2 separate regions of the Mus musculus genome follow, and region 2 is linked to region 1. A link is a loop called in an ENCODE intact Hi-C map of the cell type or tissue named here. Cell type or tissue: left cerebral cortex. All regions are shown on one strand. Each heading gives the region's core, and the rest is flanking DNA. Links, peaks and the distances in the headings are about the cores only. Region 1 overlaps Gm41297 (a long non-coding RNA gene). Region 2 has its middle 31 kb from the start of Ywhaz.

The links. Hi-C counts contacts between places; a loop is a spot of excess contacts. Peaks named below come from ENCODE experiments on the same cell type or tissue, not always from the same donor. Only the 100,000 strongest peaks of a DNase experiment are listed, where the experiment ranks them.
Region 2: a loop joins it to region 1, with 2.6 times the contacts of the local background. A loop is called at or near these places in 6 of 42 quality-filtered maps.

Annotation. Positions count from the first base shown.
Region 1 is chr15:36,711,624-36,721,610 of GRCm38, reverse strand. Gm41297 (a long non-coding RNA gene) reads left to right here. Exons shown (of 3, transcript XR_875152.2): 2 at 2,312-2,504; 3 at 3,488-3,729. Among named protein-coding and RNA genes, the nearest start is that of Gm41296, 7.0 kb to the right of the region's middle. In left cerebral cortex, for the core only: CTCF peaks have their summits at 1,913 (motif pointing left) and 5,374; a DNase peak (open chromatin) is centred at 5,298; H3K4me3 peaks cover 908 bases; H3K27ac peaks cover 1,299 bases.
Region 2 is chr15:36,758,976-36,768,962 of GRCm38, reverse strand. No RefSeq gene overlaps it. Among named protein-coding and RNA genes, the nearest start is that of Ywhaz, 31 kb to the left of the region's middle. In left cerebral cortex, for the core only: a CTCF peak has its summit at 8,181 (motif pointing left); DNase peaks (open chromatin) are centred at 3,385, 4,361, 6,662, 8,124 and 2 more places; H3K27ac peaks cover 1,203 bases.

The DNA of each region.
Region 1 (9,987 bases), core at 1,383-9,382:
CCTTTCTCCCCTGGGTTAGATACTCTGGGCATAGAGGTGTCTGCATTTGAGGAGAGGTGCATCAATGGCTTGTACTCGAACCTGGGCGGTCTAGTTAATGTTGTGAATGAAAATTCTTCAAGAGAAGTTGTGAAAAAATCTCCTGGGAGGAGTCTGTGTCTGCAGACACTACAGAGCAATTGGAAGCTAAGTGCTGTGGAGATTCAAATTTTGTAGGTTCATTACTTTATCTGGGGCTAATCTTAGTTTCTGGAACTGCCATCCCTTGCCCTACCCTGTATCTAAACTCACACCTTGTTATAATAAATAAAAATCTCTTAGAAGCTATTAACTTAAGCAGAACACTAGTTTCCACCAATCCAAGAGCTAAGAATGTCATCAGATAACATTTCAGATGTAGAAAAGCTTTCCCAGCTCAGTGTCCCTGACTCTCTGGTGTACCCACCAGTGTATTTTAAACATGCCTTGACTTCCTTTGTTCTGTAAAGCTATAAGAAAGAACCCTGAGAAACTGCTTCTAAAATCAGAACCCGAAATTTGAGGTAACCTAAATCTGAGTTCCCAGGCCACGGTCACTCAAAATGGCTCCAGAATAAACGATCTCTTATTCTGTTTAAAATGAGAGCTGTGATTTTTAAGTTGACAGTATCTTATCCACAACTTTGAAATCAAGTATAAACTTTGACTTATAAGTCAGCAGACATTGCAGTGTTTACCTAAAGCAGGCCCTCAAATAACCCCGAGTACACAGAAGGAACGTTCCTCCTCACTAGGGTTCCCCTCACCAAGGCTCTTTCTACCCAGTTCTCTTGCAGCGACCTTCTAAAATCAAGAGCAATCTAGGCAGGACTGGCTTTCAGTCAACCAGTATCCAACACCCTAACAAAGCAACGGTTTCACTCTAGCAGTTCTGGTGTCTTGAATCATGACTGCTTCTTCAGCCCCAGCTAACCATCAGGGTTCCTCTGTGTAGCCCTGGCTGTCCTAGAATTCACTCTGTAGACCAGGCTGGCCTCGAACTCAGAAATCTGCTTGCCTTTGCCTCCCGAGTCCTGAGACTAAAGGTATGTGCCACTACACCAAGCTAAAAAGGTGTATAAAGTTATACAAACTCAAAGAGTTAAGGAGAAGGTAGATGCCTGTTGAGTTTGGTACTTTGTTATGTATTGTAGTGCTAAGTGTAGGCTCCCAAGACCTGGTTGCTCCAGAGAGGAGAGAGTCCCCACATAGACCTGAGTGATGCTATGTGACCCTGCCCCTAAGTTATTTCTGATTGCTGAATAAAGATGCCTACAGCCGGGCTGGTGAGATGGCTCAGTGGGTAAGAGCACCCGACTGCTCTTCCGAAGGTCCGGAGTTCAAATCCCAGCAACCACATGGTGGCTCACAACCATCCATAACAAGATCTGACTCCCTCTTCTGGAGTGTCTGAAGACAGCTACAGTGTACTTATATATAAATAAATCTTTAAAAAAGGAAAAAAAAAAAAGATGCTTGCAGGACAGAATTGAGATAGGTGGGGCTTGGTGTTCCCAAACTTGGAGTCGGATGAGACCACGAGGAGAAAGAGAGAAGGTGGAGAGAGCAGAAAGACCCCGTGGGCTAGGAGTCAGGAAAGCATGGCCACAGGGGCTGGCCAATCGGAGTTAAGAGCGGCCCAGATGAAGCATAGAGGGTAGATGTCTGTCCAGCTCCAGTGCTGATTAAGACTTATTGTAAATAGCAAAAGTGTGTGTTTTTTTAATCTGGGAACTGAATGATCCCAGATTGAGATGAAATGTTTTCTACAGGGCTGGAGAGATGGCTTAAGAGCACTAACTGCTCTTCCAGAGGTCCTGAGTTCAATTCCCAGCAACCTCATGGTGGCTCACAACTATCTATAATGGGATCCGATGCCCTCTTCTGGTGTGTCCAAGACAGCAACAGTGTAGTCACATATAAAATATTTAAAAAAATGTTTTCTACAACAGGTGTCCAGCATCATTGTCCTTCCTTCTGTATTTGAGCTGTTGGATCCTTCACATTTCAAAATGCAGGAATGCTCTAGTTCCTCTTTATCAGGTGATGCAGTATTTGAGCATGGCCTTGCTGTTATCTGAACTTGATGCATTCTGGATGTGTGAGTGCTGATGGCTTGTCACCAGTGACCGTTTTGAGGAAGTGGTCAGGTTATGAGGGCTGTGGTTTCACAAATGGAGTCATAACTGACATTATTGGGAAGTGATGGAGACTTAACTAGTTGTCAGGCTATGGGATTTCCTGTCTTCTTCCTGGTTCCTGGCTGTCATTCTTTCTTCTTCCTGTTTGTCAGGAGGGCTGCTTTACCTTAGCCGTCCCAGCAGCAGCATGAAAGTCCACTCAAGCTCAAATCATGGAACCAGCTGGTCATGGCCAGAAACTTCGGAGGTCGTGAGCCAGAATGACCTTTCCCCTTTAGGTCGGTGTTTCAAGGATTTGATTTCAGGAATGAAACATCAAGTAAATCAAACCTAGAATGTCTGCAGGTATGTCCTCTCCGAGGCCAGTACAGCTGTGAAAACAGCACATCACAAAACCGAGATCAGGAGACTGTGGTGTGTGTGTGTGTGTGTGCATGTATAGTATGTATACCGGTGTGTACATGTGTGTGGTGTGTGTGCAGGCATGTGTGTGTGCATGTGTATGCACGTGTGTGTGATACTTGTTTTCATGTCATGTGTCCATGAACTTTGTAAACAAGATTGTGTTGCAGTGTCAGAAGGCTGGGGATATGTATATCATGTATGTCTGCTTTACGTAATCTCTAGATCATTTACAACCCCCAATACATTGTGCACACTATGTAAGAGCTTGTTATTCTGTATTATCTGGGTCAGTGGTTCACAATCTTTCTAACGCTATGACCCTTTTAATACAATTCCTCATGTTGTGGTGACCCCCAACCATAAAGTTATTTTTGTTACTACTTTATAACTGTAACTTGCTACAGTTATTCATATTTACATTACAAATCACAATGTAAATATCTGACATGTGGTATATCTGATATGAGACCTCTGTGGAAGGATCGTCGGACCCCCAAAGGGGTCTTAGTCCACAGGCTGAGAACCGCTGCTCTGGGGGCATGGTGAGTGGAAGCAAACCTGTACATGGTTCACCCAGACACCACCATGGCGGTCAAAGTTGAAGCTGCTCACTGTACCATATCAATTTCCTGACCCAAACACAGCCTGCGTGAGGCTTGACCTAGCCACGATGGGGACAACTGTACTTAATGTGCATGGCAGCTTCCTGCTTCCTCACCCCCTTGCTAACTCTGGGAAGGAAATCTCACTGAGGGTGTCAAGAGACCCAAGGGCCTGCATGGGGCCCGCTCACAGCATTCTCACTGGGTCCCGCTGGTGCCTACTCTGTCCTGGGAGCCCTATTTAGCACACTATAATACCAACTTACTTCATCTTTGAGCCTAATCCATGAAGTAAGTTTTAATATTGTTGCCATTTTACAGGAACCGGATTTAAGATGTGGAAAGATGACATCTCTGGCCCGGGGTCACACAGCTAGTAGCCACTGATTGAATCCAGACTATTTTAATGAGCGTTCAGATTCTTAGCCCTCCCGCTGCAGTGGGAAAGACTTAATGAGAATGTGAACTTACAAGTGATTACTTTTTCGGCCTTTCTGACCCTTTCATAGCAGTCTTATTTATAATAGCCAGGAGCTGGAAAGAACCCAGATGTCCTTCAACAGAGGAACGGATACAGAAAATGTGGTACATTTACACAATGGAGAACTACTCAGCTATTAAAAAAAAAAATGAATTCACGAAATTCTTAGACAAATGGATGGAACTAGAAAATATCATCCTGAGTGAGGTAACCCAATCACAAAAGAACACACGTGGTATGCACTCACTGATAAGTGGATATTAGCCCAAAAGCTCCAAATACTCAAGATACAATTCACAGACCACATGAAGATCAAGAAGAAGGAAGACCTAAGTGTGGGTCCTTTGGTCCTTCTTAGAAAGAGGAACAAAACACTCACGGGAGCAAATATGGAGAGAAAGTGAGGAGCAGAGACTGAAGGAAAGGCCATCCAGTGACTGCCACACCTGGGGATCTATCCCAGATACAGTCACCAACTCCGACACTATTGTGGATGCTAAGAAATGCTTGCTGACAGGAGCCTGATACAGCTGTGTCCTGAGAGGCTCTGCCAGAGCCTGACAAATACAGAGGCAGATGCTCGAAGCCAACCTTAGCACTGAGTGCGGGGGGGGGGGGGGTCCCCAGTGGAGGAGTTAGAGAAAGAACTGAAGGAGTTGAAGGGGTTTGCAACCCCATAGGAAGAACAACAATATCAACCAACCAGACTCCCCAGAGCTCTCAGGGACTAAGCCACCAACAAAGGAGTACACATGGCTCCTGCGGCATATATAGCAGAGGATGGCCTTGTCATGCATCAATGGGAGGGGAGGTCCTTGGTTCTCTGAAAACTTAATAGATGCCTCAGTGTAGGGGAATTGAGGGCGGGGAGGCGGGAGTGGGTGGGTGGGTGGAGAGAGGAACACCCTCATAGAAGCAGGGGGAGAGGGTATGAAATAGGGGTTTTCTGGAAGGGGAGGAAAACTGGGTAAAGGGATAACACTTGAAATGTAAATAAATTTAAAAAAAAAAAGATTCAGAAACTTATAAGCAATTACTTCATCAGCCTTTCTGACCCTTCCTGTCAAACCCCTTGTTTCCACCAGACACTGAATATGTACCTACTGTGTGCAAACTGTTGGCCATAGTTCTATGTGGGCCTCACAGACAAAGAATAGTTGGTGCCCTTAGGAAAATGCCCATAGGAAGCAGACTGGTGCAGCTCTCTGGTCAGGAACACTAGCATGGCTTTGCTGGTCCTTGAGTCCCTAGGGGTGGGCAGATGTGACTAGAACAGGCCTCTGAAGAGGGCTGTGGGCAGGTGCGGCTGCTAGGAGAAAGCTTCTTAGAGCATTAGCTCTCTGCCGGTTCCAGACCCAAGAACAGGCTGACTTGGCCTCAGCCACCAGCATCCAGCTGGTCACGTGCTTCAGGCAGCTGCTCTTTGTTTTTATCCTTCACCTGGCCTCTCTGGCCTCTCCGGTTTCTCTGGGGACAAATTCCAGAGTTTTGGAGTTCTGCTTGGTCACCCAAGGACAGACCCTTTAAGAACTTCCAGTCCAGTGCTAGGGACATCGTGTCCTAAGGGTCCTTCTGCCCATCTCCAGAGTGGTAATTAACCGTCCCTGGTAAGCCAGCATTACGTAAGAGGATTATGAAACTAACAGAAGGGTCTGCGATCTGTATCTATAAATAGGCACAAATATCATTACTGCGCCACTGTGAGGTTCAGAGCCATCTAGCGGTAGAAAATTGTATGTGCAGCTCTTGCAAATCCGCTCGAAAAATTATTCTTTTATGTTCTAAATGTGACACTTTGTACATAACTAGACCCAGAGCCTCCGGGTTAAACTATGTTGAGAGAAAAAAGGGGGAGTCCCTGTTTTTAACTTTTAGAGGTCATATCCTTAATAAAGGAAGTCCCGCCCTTTACATGGTGTGTAACTGAGAAATTCCAATGTGGTGACTGTATTTATGCGAGCCTCCTTTTCGCGTTCGCGAACCCAGATGCACGACTGTTTCGATGCTATTAGATCTGTCCCAATTTCATATTGACTGCCGCTGATTAACATGTCCGTGGGCCCGAGAATATTCTTTAAACCTGAGCGTGGTTGTCTCCTCCACACACAGTGCTGTTTCCTGTTTTGTTTCTCCTGCCTCAGTCAGAAGACTGGGTGGGGCCTGTTACTGAAAACCAGAAAAAGGACCACAGCAACGCATCTTTCAATGGCTTTTGAGTTTCGATAGAGTTGAACTTTTAGGAATCATAAGAATTGAAGACATAAACTAAATGTGCAAAGTGTGTGTGTGTGTGTGTGTGTGTGTGTGTGTGTGTAATGAACTTTGGGAAAGTGTATAACACAGAGTCAGAGAAGTGCAGGCATTACAAACTGTTCAACCTTGTTACACTCTGATACTGTATTCTGAAGACACCAGGTCAGGTTACAGTTCCAGCAGCACTATGTATGTGTATGCATTTGTGCATACATGTGTGTACATGTGTACACGTGTGTATACGTGCATGTATGTGCATGAATGTGCTGTGCGCACATATGTAGGAATATGTGTACGTGTGTACATGAGTATGTGTGCATGTGTGTGCCCATGTGTGTGCCCATATGTGTGTAGTGCACTTATGATGTAGATCCTCATCCACACCCAAAGGAACCCCCTGGCCAGCTGGATCCCCATCACTGAGCCCTGAAACCAGAAATGCTTTCCATTGTTCAGTCATAGAATGGGAGGGTGTGTTTGAGAGAATAAATCCCAAACATACCTCCGTTTTACCGGGGGAGGGGAGAGAATGAATATGCAAATTAGAACTAAATTGGATGAAAACTATGGTAAACATGTTATTTTTAGTGCTTACATTTGTGGATGAACATACCTGCTACTTAGTCACTAGGGAAAACAGAGTCTTTTAAATATGACTCAAAGCTGGGAAGAATCGAGCACACCTCTGATCCTGGCACTCAGGAGGCAGTAGAGGTGGATCTCTGAGTTCCAAACCAGCCTGGTCTACAGAAAAGGTTTCGAACACAGCAGGGACCACACAGAAACCCTGTCTTGAAAATAATAATTATAATGATAATAACTATGACTCAAGACACTTTGAGGAAAAGAACCATTCTCCATGACTGTCCCCCATAGGAGGGGAAGGAGAGGAGAGAAGGGGAACGAGGAAGAGGGGGAGGAGGGGAGGGGAGGGGAGAGGAGGAGAGGGTGAAGGTGCAACAGAGAAACACTTGTATAACTTGTACATTAGTCAGAACAGATGGCAGTCTCAAATGGCTAGTTTATAAAACTGTAAGTAGAATTTATACAAACTCATGTGCTACCCTGGGTTAATCAAACCAGGAAGTGTGAGCAGTGCCTTGGAGGGCAGAGGAAGCCCACAGTGGATGCTACAAGAACAGGACCCTAGAAAGCAACTACGCTTGTCACCAGTCACCAGTCACAGCACATTTTTTTTTTCCCAGACAGGGTTTCTCTGTAGCCCTGGCTGTCCTGGAACTCACTTTGTAGACCAGGCTGGCCTCGAACTCAGAAATCCACCTGCCTCTGCCTCCCAAGTGCTGGGATTAAAGGCGTGCACCACCATGCCCGGCACATTTTTTTCAAAATTTATTTTTACTTATATGAATGAGTATTTTGCCTGCAAGTATGGATTCCCTGGAAGTGAAATCATGAGTAGTTGTGAGCTGCCATGTGGGTGCTTTGACTTGAACCCAGGACTTCTAGAAGAACAGTCAAAGAGTTCTTAACTGCAGAGCCAGCTCTTCAGCCCCTACCACATGTTCTTGGCATTGACAAGGGGATGGGTATCACCTGTCTTACCCACCCACCCTCTCAGCTATGCCAGCAAGCCTCATTATCAACCCAGTGGGCTTTGAACACCCATTCTCTTGAAGAGGAGCTATGGAACAAGAAAGACTGTGTGGGGTGGGGGTTGGAGGCAGGAGGAGGAAGGCTCAGAAGCTGTGGGACAGTAAACCACAGCAGGAAGCCTAGTGGGTAGAGCGGGTCTGAGTTTCCAGATACCCAGGGTACACGCCTGAGACAGTAGCAGCCTCCCTGCTGGAACACGTACCACCCTTCCCACATGAGGAAACGTGACCTGTGGTCACATAGGCCCAGAAGGGAGTTCTCCACGTTAATGAGGTATCTAGAGGCCCTGAGAGTTTAGCTAATAAGCTTCCATTCCCAGACATTCCTCCCTGCGAAGGTATTTAATCTCTGGTCCACCCTGAGAGGTTGGTGCGCATCCACTTTCCACGATGAACAACCAGGACAATTTAGAACCAAGGGCTGTCTATTTCATCAGGAACCTGTCTGAGAAGCATGGAGAAAGCCTTCGACTACTGAGCTGCAGCTTAGGTCTCCCACAGAAGGTCTCTCTGCCCTTCCAGACAGCCATCACCAGGCTAAGGACAGTCACCAAAGGACAGTCAAGCCGAGCTAAGCCGGACAGAGCACCTCGTGTGCCCCCTCCAACCCTCCCCCCCCCCCCCCCCGGCCTGGGCTAATCCTCAGCTCGCAGGCCTCTTCTGATCTCAGATCTTCTATGACTTCCATAGGCATCTGGATGTTCGAGAGTCTGAGAACCACCATGGCCCCCGGCCATGTCACAGACCAGGGGACCCCCAACTCTTTGTTCCTGACTTCTTGTGTGGTTCTCCAGCAGCAACTAGAAGTCTGGAAGTCAGGACTCTGGCCTTCCCGCATCTCAAGCTGCATTTTTCCACCCCCAGAGAGGTGACTCTGAGCCTCCCTAAAACCCAGCACCCAGCAGCAGGGTATGATACTCACAGTCACGCTCTGCTTAGCCTCCCCAGTGGCTGCGTATTATAGTAATCTGATCTAGTTGCCATAACAAAGTGCCATGGGCCAGGTGGCTTAAACATCAGAAACTATGTCTTCCAGTTGTAGAGTCTAGAAGTCTGAAGCCAGGGCCAGGGCCCTGTCTGCTTGCAGTGAACTCCCTCCCTGCCCTGCAGAGGGCTCAGCAATTCCCCCTCTGATGCTACATAGTAAGGACAGAGATGCCTCTGCATCTCTTCTTAGGATGATGGTAATCCTGTTGTGAGGTCCTCACAACCCTGTCTGACCCTAAGGAGCTCTCCCATGCCCCATCTTTAATGCTATCCCTTTTGGAAGTAGAATTTTTGTATAATCATTTGGGGCTCACAAGTATTCAGTCCAGAAAAGGTTGGAAAACTGGATTTTCATGTTGTCATGGTTTGTATATTCTTGGACCAAAGAGTGGCACCATTTGGAGGTATGGCCTTGTTGGAATAGGTGTGACCTGTGGGTGTGGGCTTAAGACCCTCACCCCAGTTGCCTGGAAGTCAATCTTCCACTAGCAGCCATTGGATGAAGACATAGAACTCTCAGTTCTGCCTGTGCCATGCCTGCCTGGTTACTGCCATACTCCCACCTTGATGATAATGGACTGAACTTCTGAACCTGTAAGCCAGCCCCAATTAAATGTTGGGTTTTTTTTTTTTTTTTTTAATAAGACTTGCCTTGGTCATGGTGTCTGTTCACAACAGTAAAACCCTAAGATAGAAGTTGGTACCAGGAATGGGGTATTGCTGTGATAGGCCTGATCATGCTTTTATTTGAAAGAATGTGGATTTTGAGACTTTGGATTTGGAAAGCAGTGGAATGCTTTAAATGGGGCTTAATGGGTCATCCTAGTAGGAATATGGAAGACTTTGTTGCTGGGAGTAATTTGAACTGTATTGACCTGGCCCAAGAGATTTTAAAGGAGAAGAATTCCAGAATGTGGCATAAAGACTGTTTTTGTGGTATTTAGGTGAAGAACGTGGCTACTTTTTGCCCTTTTCTGGAAAGTCTGCCTGAGGCTAAGGTGAAGAGACTCAGATTAATTGCATTGACAAAGGAAGTTTCAAAAAAGCCCAGCAAAGACTTTGTTCTCTGGTTAAGTCTTATGAAGAGAAGTTTGAACAAGCATAGCAAACTTAGAAAGGAAATACAAAATGGGTAGTAGAGGAAGGTAGTTATAAATACCAATTAAGGCCATGTAACCAGTTGTAGAAACAAGGATTATAAAGTAATATAAATGCTTCTGTCTTATTTTGCTAACGAATACATTTATCTTTCTTCCAATTTCTTTAATATCAATTGGTATTTAAGTTGAGACACTAAAAGAATGTTCCCAAGGGACGTTGCCCCATTGTAAATTTACAAATGCATTTGCAATTGTACGAGGAATGTTAGGCGTATCATGTTAGGCATATTCACGACCTTGTTATTGTTTCATGTGGACATGAGATATTATTTGAGTCAAGTTGACAAGGGGTGGATTGTAGTGACTATTCCTGATTGTCAACACACC
Region 2 (9,987 bases), core at 999-8,998, 48 kb before region 1:
GGGAAGGACAGACCAACTAGGTTATACTCCAGCTGGAGACCGGGGAAGACAGGAGCTGCTGACGTGCTTGTACTCCTAAAGCCATGCTTCTGGGATTACTTGCACCACAGCCCCAGCTTTTTAGTATGGTTTGTGGCTCAGGACTTCGGGAAGAGTCTCAGTGGTCTAGTCAGTCACTGATAAGTTGCCTCAACTCAAGAAACCCTCTTGTCCACACTAAACTCAGTTGCATGTACAAAGACATAAACCTGTGAGGTGGAACTAGTTTTAAAAAGAAGTGCCGTGGGAGAGGAAGAGGATGTGGGTAATGAGTGGATCTACTCAAAATATTGCCCACATGTATAAATTTTTTTTAATTGGATACATGCATTAAATTGCCAAAAATAAAATTTAAAGTTCTAGGCTAACTTGCTGATACTGATGTGTAAGGAAAGCTTTTTTTTAAAGTGTTAGCTCAAAATTGTGCATTTTTGAATCATAAAGCAGTATGAATTCAAGTGAATAAGGTATCTAGAAGTGGACTTCTGGGCTTTGCAGAGGATTGGTATGAATGCTAGTATGCGTGTGTAATATACATTCAATAAAGGAGAGCGTCCTGGGATCCCATCACCCTCAATGCCCTGGGACTACATAGCAAAACTTTGTCTATCGTTTGTGCAAACAGAATCGCTCTTTACCAAAAATAAATAAAAGCATTACCTTATAGAGGAGAGCATTTCAACCTGGTGGTTCCGTTATAGGCCTGTCTTCCTAGAAATCTGGGGTGTGCACGAGAAACCAGAGAACCACCCATATTCACAGCTCCTATTTAGCAAAAAGCCTAGAGACAACCAAGTTACTCTGATAGGTAGGGTGCACATGAATCAACTATAACCAGACAAGATCAAACATGGAGAGAGCTCAGCAGATAAGCTCATAGCATCTGTACCTCCAGCCCACTGGTGGTCTCCAGAATCTACTCACACAAACATAATTAAAAATGTAAAATCTCTTTAAAATGCAGCTTTAGGTGTTGATTTGTCCTCCCCCCCCCCTTTTTTTCTTCTAAAGACTAAAGCATGACTTTAAAGCATTTAATCAAAACAAGCTTTTACTAGGAAGGAAAAGCCTAATGACAGGAGACAGTACCTTTGCTTTTCCTAAAGAATTCTTATTCACTCTTTTTAAAAAGTATTATATTATTGTTTCCATTATTATTGTGTGAGAGAGAGAGAGGGAAAGAGGGAGGGCAGGGGAGAGAGGAGGGAGGAGAGGCAGGCGTGTAGGCATGTAGAGGAAAACTTTTGGGAGTTGGTTCTATCATGGACTACAGGATTGGATTTTTTTGTGACAAATCATTAGGAGGCTAATCTCTCCAGCCTTTTATGCTCCTAGAAAGGAGACTGAGGAGAGTAAAGCAGGAAGGGGAGGGTCAGCAAAAGGATAAGTGGGTCAGGAAAGAGGAGTATGACACAGGGTGAGGAGGACTGGCTGTGCAGTGGTGAGGGGGAAGAAATAGACCCTTTGTTCTAAATGTCACAGTGATGTCTCATGTTGGCTGGACTTGGAATTACTAGTAAAAGCATGACACGAAGCTGAGGGATGGGGGGGGATGGGGGGGGTGGGGGTGGTATGACCAGGTGAGGTAGCACAGACTCAGGAGGCAGAGGCATATATATATATTATGGCCAGCATGATGGCTCAGCAGGTAAAGATGCTTTCTGAAGATCCTGTAAGTTTTGAGGTCCCAGGACCATATAATAGGAGGAGAAACCCAAGGCCTGACGGTTGTCCCTGGACCACATGGGCTGGGGTGCTAGGTTATAAGCATGTGCCACCACACCCCATTTCTACAGTCGCAGGGGAGCGAGTCCAGATCTGTTCAGGAGTGCACTGGAGAAGCCCCGTGCAACCAGAGCTGCATCTCCATGCACTGTCATCTCTCTGAAGAACTTACTTAAGCATGACATTAAATGTGTGCCGTGGGCTGTTAAGAGAAGAGACCATGCCTTACCTCCCACTGACTGACACCTAAAGCTCGAACAGGCAAGAATTTCTTGCTTCCAAGCTGTGCATCAGCTGTTGGGAGGATCCTGATAACAGTGTGGGAATCAGACATCCTCCACTGATTTGCAAGAGCTGAGACCAAAGGTAGATGTGGGGGTGGAGAAGCAGGTAGGTAAGGCCTTTGCTGTTGCTCTTCAGTCTCTGTTCATAAGGCATCCAACTTAAATAAGATTGGCTTACCCAAAAAGTTTTTTGGGTGGGGAGGGTAGAGGGTGTCATCTTTTAGCCTAGAAGAAAACAGCCCACTATGGAAATATTATTCATTAGTGTCCAGAGCACTGCAGTTAGATTTTTTTTTTTTTTTTTGGTTTTTCAAGACAGGGTTTCTCTGTATAGCCCTGGCTGTCCTGGAACTCACTTTGTAGACCAGGCTGGCCTTGAACTCAGAAATCCGCCTGCCTCTGCCTCCCAAGTGCTGGGATTAAAGGCGTGTGCCACCATGCCTGGCCAGTTAGATCTTTTTAATAAAGATGAAATAGGAAACAGCAAAGACTGCTCACCCCCTCACATTTGACATTGGCTGCATTAAGAGAAGGTGTGGCACTGCCACCCATATCCCATGAGTCACGTTCCTAAAACATGGCCACAAGAGGATTCTAAAATCAGGTTGCACAATGCCTACAGGCTGTCTCTGATGCCTTCAGACCTTGCTCACAGTGGACCAGGGAGCACAATGGGAAAGACATATCTATTTCCCCTCTCCCTCCCCCCTCCCCCCTCCCTGTCCCTCCCCCCTCCCTGTCCCTCCCCCCTCTCCCCCTCTCCCTCTGTGGGGCAGAGGAGGCTGTTGGGTGGGTGTTCTCTATCATTCCACCTTATGGTCTGTCTGTGAACCTGGAGGTGGCTAGCTACCAGAAAGCCCCAGCCATCCTCCTGAGCCCTGTACAGATCTGGGCTTACACAGCCATGCTGGGCTTTGTCCGTGGGTCTAGGATCCAAACTCCAACTCAAGAGAGCTCGAGCAGCAAAGCTCTCATCCAGCAAGCCATCCCTTCAGTCCCTCCTTTCTGTTTTGTTGCCTGTCTCTTCATCAGATTGGAAGAACCAAAAACCAGAGCAGAAAGCGCTGCCCTGTAACCTGCCAGGCCCAAAACCTTTGGAGAATGGAGTCCCACTGGCTAAAGCATTCTACTGATTACTAGAGGGGACTAGAGATGTGACTTGCAGCTGGTGAGGACACCAGGTCTCTCTCTAGACTTTTAATGGTGGTGTCCCTCATCTCACAGGGGAATCATGTATTTAACCACACTGTAATGAAGCAGGTTGTTATGGCCCTAAAGAGGGAATCCTTGAAGGCATTCAGTCCCATTGCTGAAAACCTTCTCAGGCACTGAGAGATAACCAGCAAACCCACAGCAAGGCCTTAGAAGACACTGTCTAGGAACTAGGACAGCGCTGCCGGCAGCTCAGAGTTCTGTGCCAGCAGCGTCTCCCTGACTGCTCCCCTCCACAAGGCCTGTAACAGAACCAAGCTCCCCGGCCCCCAGGATACCCCCTCGAAGAGGTTTAGATGAATTGAACCATCTGGAAAGGACACTCTCCAACTGATGAGCTGCCTGCAGGCTGTGTAGTATGCTCTGGTGGGCTTTGAGTTATCTTTGAGCCATTCTGTTTCTGTACGTAACCCCTCTCCTGTGTTCCTGTAAGCAACCTCAATAAAACTCATAGTTCACCAGGTAGGACTTCCTGGTCTGTCATGGACTCCCTGTTTGAAGTGAATAGACCTCCCTGTTTGGAGTGAATAGACCTCTATATTGTGTCTCCCCCAGAAAAGTTTTAACAAATTCAGGACCTTTCTTAAGGCTTCCATATGGGAAAGTATCCGTAAGTTAGCATGATTTTATTATTATTATTTTACTACTACTACCGGCATTGTTTGGGAGCAGAGGGTTAAATTCACAGTGCATACATGCTAATCCCAGGTTGAACTACACCCAAATTAGAATATACTTTTCTCATTTTGTTAAGAAATATTATGTGTTCTTCCTTTGTGAGGGGAGGGGGCATGTGCTGCACGCAGGGAGGTCAGAGGACAACAGCCAGGAGTCTGTGCATTCTCTTTCCTCTAAGTGGGTGCCCTGGCTCAGTTCTAAAGTCTTGCCAGCTCAGTCATCCTGCTGGCCCAATGCATTTGGCTTTATACTTCATAAAATCTACTGACTCTTTTTTTAAATCGAGGTGAAATTCATATAAATTTGCATAATATAAAATTAGCCATTTTAAGGTGAAGGCAGTTGCACTTAATGTGTTTGAAATTTATGCAAACACCACCTCCATAAAGCTCCAAATTGTGCTGAAAGGAAACCCTTTAAATGGCTCCGCATTTCCCCTCCTCCAGCCTGGAGCAACCACCAACCTTCATTCTCGGTAGGCTTATCTGTAGATGGCATAGTTTTATGTTTGCTTTTTTAAAATATTCTGTTACTGTGGTTGGAGAAGACTCCGCTGCTAATGCCACTCACTGCTCTCACAGAGGACCTAGGTTCAGTTCCCAGAGCCATGTGGAGGGTCAACACCTCCTGTAACTCCAGGGGTCCAGTGCTCTCTTCTAACTTCTGAGGGCATCAGGCACAATGTGGTGTACACACACGCACACGCACACACGCATGCAGGCAGAGTACATACACATATAAAGTAGTAAGAAATAAATATTTTAAAAATATGTTAGCAAACATAAGAATCACTGTCATGGCCATTTGAAATGTGTAGTCCAGCAGCGTCTTCGCAGTTGTGAATAAGAGCTTAAGACCGTCTTTACTTTACCACTAAGGAACACAAGTCCTTCTCCATGGCTTGATGACCACCGGACTTCCTGGGTCTAGGAAGCTGACTGTTGTAGACTCCTCATGTTAGTAGACCTGATGTAAGCACAGCCATACAGTCTGTGGCCTTTTCCAGGACCATCCGTACAGTTCCTCTGCTCACCGGTTTGCATTTGGGTTTGACTACTATGAACAGTGTTATGGATTGGTATCTACACACATACACACACACACACACACACACACACACACACACACACAAAGTGTGTAGTTTCATTTCTCTAAAAGTAGAATTAACCATGTCACATGTTAGCCCTATGTGTAACTTCTCAATAAGGATGATAATTTTGACTGTTGCTTTGATTTTGAAAAACAGTATTGCTATGTAGTCCAGGTGGCCTTTCAACTCTAGATCCTCAGCCTCAGCCCCCTAACTGCTGGGATCACAGACCGCTTTGCCAGGCCATGTTTAGCTCATGACTGTCTCTGGCTGTTCCTTTAGTCATCATAAATTTACTAAACTATAGTTCATACAACAGTCTTAAGAGGGCAGGCCCATGGCTCAGGAAGGGATGAGCAGACAGACTGTTTCTTACAGTTCTTAGGGAGAGGTAGAACCCACCCTGGTGAGGGACTCAGAAACATGTGAGCACCCAGTGGCTGTATGAGTGGGAAGGCAGTGCTGGCATTGGGGTCAGGGGTCAGACATGCTAACTTGCCTTTGAAGTGCATTTTCAAGGATAGCCCCGAGTCAAGTAGAAATACACGGCACTAAATGAAGTTACCAAGGTGCCCTGGGATGACTGGCCATTTCTCCAGAGGTGATCTGGCTGTCAGGAGAAGTCAGGCTAACGTCAGGACCAGAGAAGATGCAGTGTGTTAAGGCTCCCTGCTCCACCCCAGGTGCAGAGTCACACCCATAGTCCTCTTTACCATGACCCTTAGTCATCTCAGTTGCTAAAACAAAATATCATAGAGCTGGGCAGTGGTGGCGCATGCCTTTAATCCCAGCACTTGGGAGGCAGAGGCAGGCGGATTTCTGAGTTCGAGGCCAGCCTGGTCTATAAAGTGAGTTCCAGGACAGCCAGGGCTACACAGAAAAACCCTGTCTCGAAAAAACAAAAAAAAAAAAAAACAAAAAACAAAACAACAAAATATCATAGATGGTGTGGCTTAAAGAACAAACAGTTCTCAAGTAGTGAACTGACAGATTCAGATGTGGTCAGTTTTCCTGGCTTGTAGATAGATGCCTTGCCTCCCTGGGTCCTCACCCAGGGTTGGGAGACTTTCAATTTCAGTTTTTCCCTTATAAGGACATTAATCTTATCATGGGGCCCCACCCTCATGACTTCATTCATTTCTAATGACAAATGTTCCATCTCTGAGTATCATGGCACTACTGCATGGGCACATTGGCAGTTGATGCCCCCGTTACGTAGCGAGAAGCATGCCTGGAGAGGGGGCATGCTTGCCCAAGCCATGCCACTGAAAACTGACCAAGCAGGAATTGGGTCTGAACTCCAATAGGCCAATGCTCATGATCTCTTAACCACTGCTGGAAGGATTACAAACATTGGGCTCACGGCAGGCACAGAAAATGTTTTTCTATCCCCAAACAGAGGAACAGGGAACTGAGAGCCAAAAGTAACCTTGAAGGTCACCCAAGTCTAGATCAAAGAAAGCTGAGGTCTGGAGCTGCCCCCAGCCAAAGCAGAGCTGGGAAGAAAAGCTCTAGGCCCTGACTCTTGCCTGGGGTACTTGCCCCACCCCAGGCCAGGCTAGCTCTCGCCATGATGAGTCTCCACACTCTGTTTTAATGATTCATCCTCTTGCTGCCAGCAGTGTGTGTCACTGCCCACAACCAGCTCACACCCCCGGCTCGTCCCACTCGGAGACACCAAAATGACAAAACCAGCTGATTTTATAGCCCTGTTTTTATCATTTTAATATTAGGAAGGAGTCTGCTTAGCTGTTAGAATGGGTAAATTGGGATCGAGCTGACACTCGCACCATCCTTGATCACTCTGGGACCAGTTCCGGAAAGACTCTAAGCTAGGAAGATTCCGTGTCAGGGGAAGGGAAAGACCTGCTTGGTGCCTGCTGCCCTTAAGTATGGAGTCAGATGGCTCTGTGAATTCAAAACAAAACTAATCCTTGATACCATTTTTCTTCCCCGAACCTCAGATTTCTTATTGGTAAATTAGGAATGAGCTGTGGTGAAGACTAAGCAGTTCAATAAACAGAAGTGAAGCTTGCAGACAGGCACTGCGACCTATGTTCTCCAGGCTCTGATGACTCCAGGAGATGACTGGCCAGCACCAAAACTAAACCATGTAAGGAGCAAGGGCCTTGACCTTGGTGATGGAAGTACTTTGACACAAAGATGATGTTGGGTTTGACCAACCATGTCAGGCACTGAGGCTAATAGGCATGCCCAGGGAGACTGACACAGAGGTGGAGACCCATCTTGTACTGGCCCTGCCTGGCCACCGAGGGTCTCCCTGACCCAGCTGCCTTTTAACTTTCACTTCCCATTTAGAAATCAGATGCCTTGGTGGGGCAGGAAAACAGAACCTCTCACCCAGGAGACATGTTGGAGCTGGAGCCTGGCCCCCATCACTTGAACAACAGACAGTGCGGCCAAGGGAATTTACTGCACCTATCCTTAGCTGTAAAATGCAAAGGGTCATGGCCTCTATCTTGAGGGGAAATGTAGAATCTGACTAATATAATATAGCGAATCAACCCTAAGATGTATTGGCTGAGAACACACCACTCACTGTGTCTCAGAGTTGTGTGCCCAGGAATGTTTGTGAGGCTCTTGGGAGAACTGGCTCCATCCCTCACCTGGGCAGTAGAGTGTGTAGTTTTTGTTACCCTGCCGTAAGCTTCAGGAACAGGCTGCAGGCTGCGCTACCAGCCCCTATGCACACACACACACCAGTTAATCTCAAAATGCCTTTGCTAACTCAATGACTGGGTACTGCTAAACATCCCCTGCCACTCTGGCATAATCAGATACAGTGACCATTGACTCACATGGCTGGTTGGCTTTATCTCCTTTAACTCCCTCTCTCCTAGGTCTGCTAGCTTGCCTGTGGGGACCTTGGAAGTCCCACCTGTTCTGCCCAGGTCATTGACAGCTAGCATCTTTATTGATGAATCGAGAACCTATTGAAGAACAGGACCTCAGCATCAGCACCACCCCCTATAGAGCAGCACAGTAGAGCTGACCCTGATGGTGGGGGTGCAGGTGAGATGCTCTGACAGCATGAGCGTGGGAGAGCTGGCCCAGCCCCTTACTGGCTGCAGCACTAGGGAGAATGGGCCTTGAACCTTAGCTGAGCAGCACAGCAGAACTCCCCCTGGTGGCAAAGGTAGGGATACGCTGCCTCCCACCACATGAGAACATGAGAACAGGCAGGTAGACCTTGACCCTGGCCAGTTGTAGCATTGGATGAGCTAGGGCAGTGCTGTAGAGCTCACACTGGTGGCTCGGGTGCAGGAGTGTTGCAGTAAATCTCCCAAATATGCCCTGGTAATGAAAACACAACACAGTTAATATGATTACATGCAGTGCGTCTAGATTGGGCATATCTACCGCTACACTACCATCTTCCACAGCTCATGAGACCCCTTAGAACTTGCGGTTTCTCCAGGCCATGTGCTTCTGCTCTGCTTTTCTTCCTCCTCCTCCTCCTCTGCATTTTCTCCTTCTTCTCTCCCTCACCTTCTGCTCCACCTTCCCTTTTATCTGCCCAATCATCAGCTTTCCTTTATTTTACAAATTAAGGTGGGAAGCAGGTTTACAGGAAATCACCTGAGTGCTGACTCATTCCTCATTCACATGAAACCCTTCACTGGAGAATGGAATTAACATAAAATGTAATTAGCCCCAGGGCTATCCACAACATTGGAGAGCTGGCAGACTGACCAACTCAGCTACCCCCCAGACCAAGGTCTAGCACTTTGAGCTGGCACACCCCAACATCTGTCCCATCTATGATCTGCTGGAATTTGTGAAGGGGCCAGCCCTGCAGATCCAAAGCTGAAGGAACTCCATGGCACAGGACAACAGAATATCTGAGAGGTGTCCCAGTGAGGATCCGGTATTGATGGTATAGCAGAAGATGGTGTAGCCTTGAAACAGAGCCATGACTCATTGCAATGAACATTTGCTCTGAGGTCAGGAACAGTTTAATCAAATTATTCAGGGTATGGGTGGCTCTCTAGAGAGTGGTTTGTTATCAGTTTGGTCTTCCCCACTCCCTTTCCCACTCCTATTACCCCCATCTCTGTCTGTCTGTCTGTCTGTCTGTCTGTCTGTCTGTCTGTCTGTCATGTGCTTGCAGACTTATAAGGAAACAAGAAGGTCCTCACTACATGTGGTCCCTCGATCTTGGACTTTACATCCCCTGGACACATGAGCTAAATAAATGTCTACCGTGTGTGTGGCTTATCCAGCCCGAGGTTTTCTGTTCCAGTAGCAGAAGACAGGACAAAAGGTCCACATGACAGGGGAGACAAAAGGAGGCTGAGGGGTTCACCTAGTGGCCAGGTGTTGTATACTGCCTGGGCCCCTGCTTTCTACCCTGTCTTACTGTTCCTAGGTCTGTGTCCTTTGCTGGCTCCTTCTCTTCCTGGTTATGTCATCATTTATGTGTGGGAGGGATCGGGGAGGATGCTTGGTCTGAGTCACAGACCTTACCATGCCCCCCACCTGCCCCACTTCCAAAGCACCTTGAATGTAACACAAGTCTCTCAACTAATTCATGCCTTCCAACTCCTTCCACCTTGGACTTCACCATCTCTGTAACTGCTTCTGGTGGACAGGATGAATCTCACCGAACACCAGCATACTCTGCCTCTGTTCCCTTTATCTAGACCAGTGATTCTCAACCTTACTAATGCTGTGACCCTTTAATACACTTCCTCATGCTGTGGTGATCCTGTCATAAAAGTATTTTGTTGCTATTGCATACCTAATTTTCCTACTGCAATGAATCAGAATGTAAGTAATCTGGGTTTTCTGATGGTCTTGGGAAACCCTTGTGAAAGAGTCATTTCATGACCCACAGCTTGAGAGCTGCTGATCAGAGAGCCGCTCTGGTTTTCTGCTAAATGTTTAGCCTTAAAACCTAGCTCTAAGCTGCAAACTTCCTGCTGTCCCCTTGTAGGT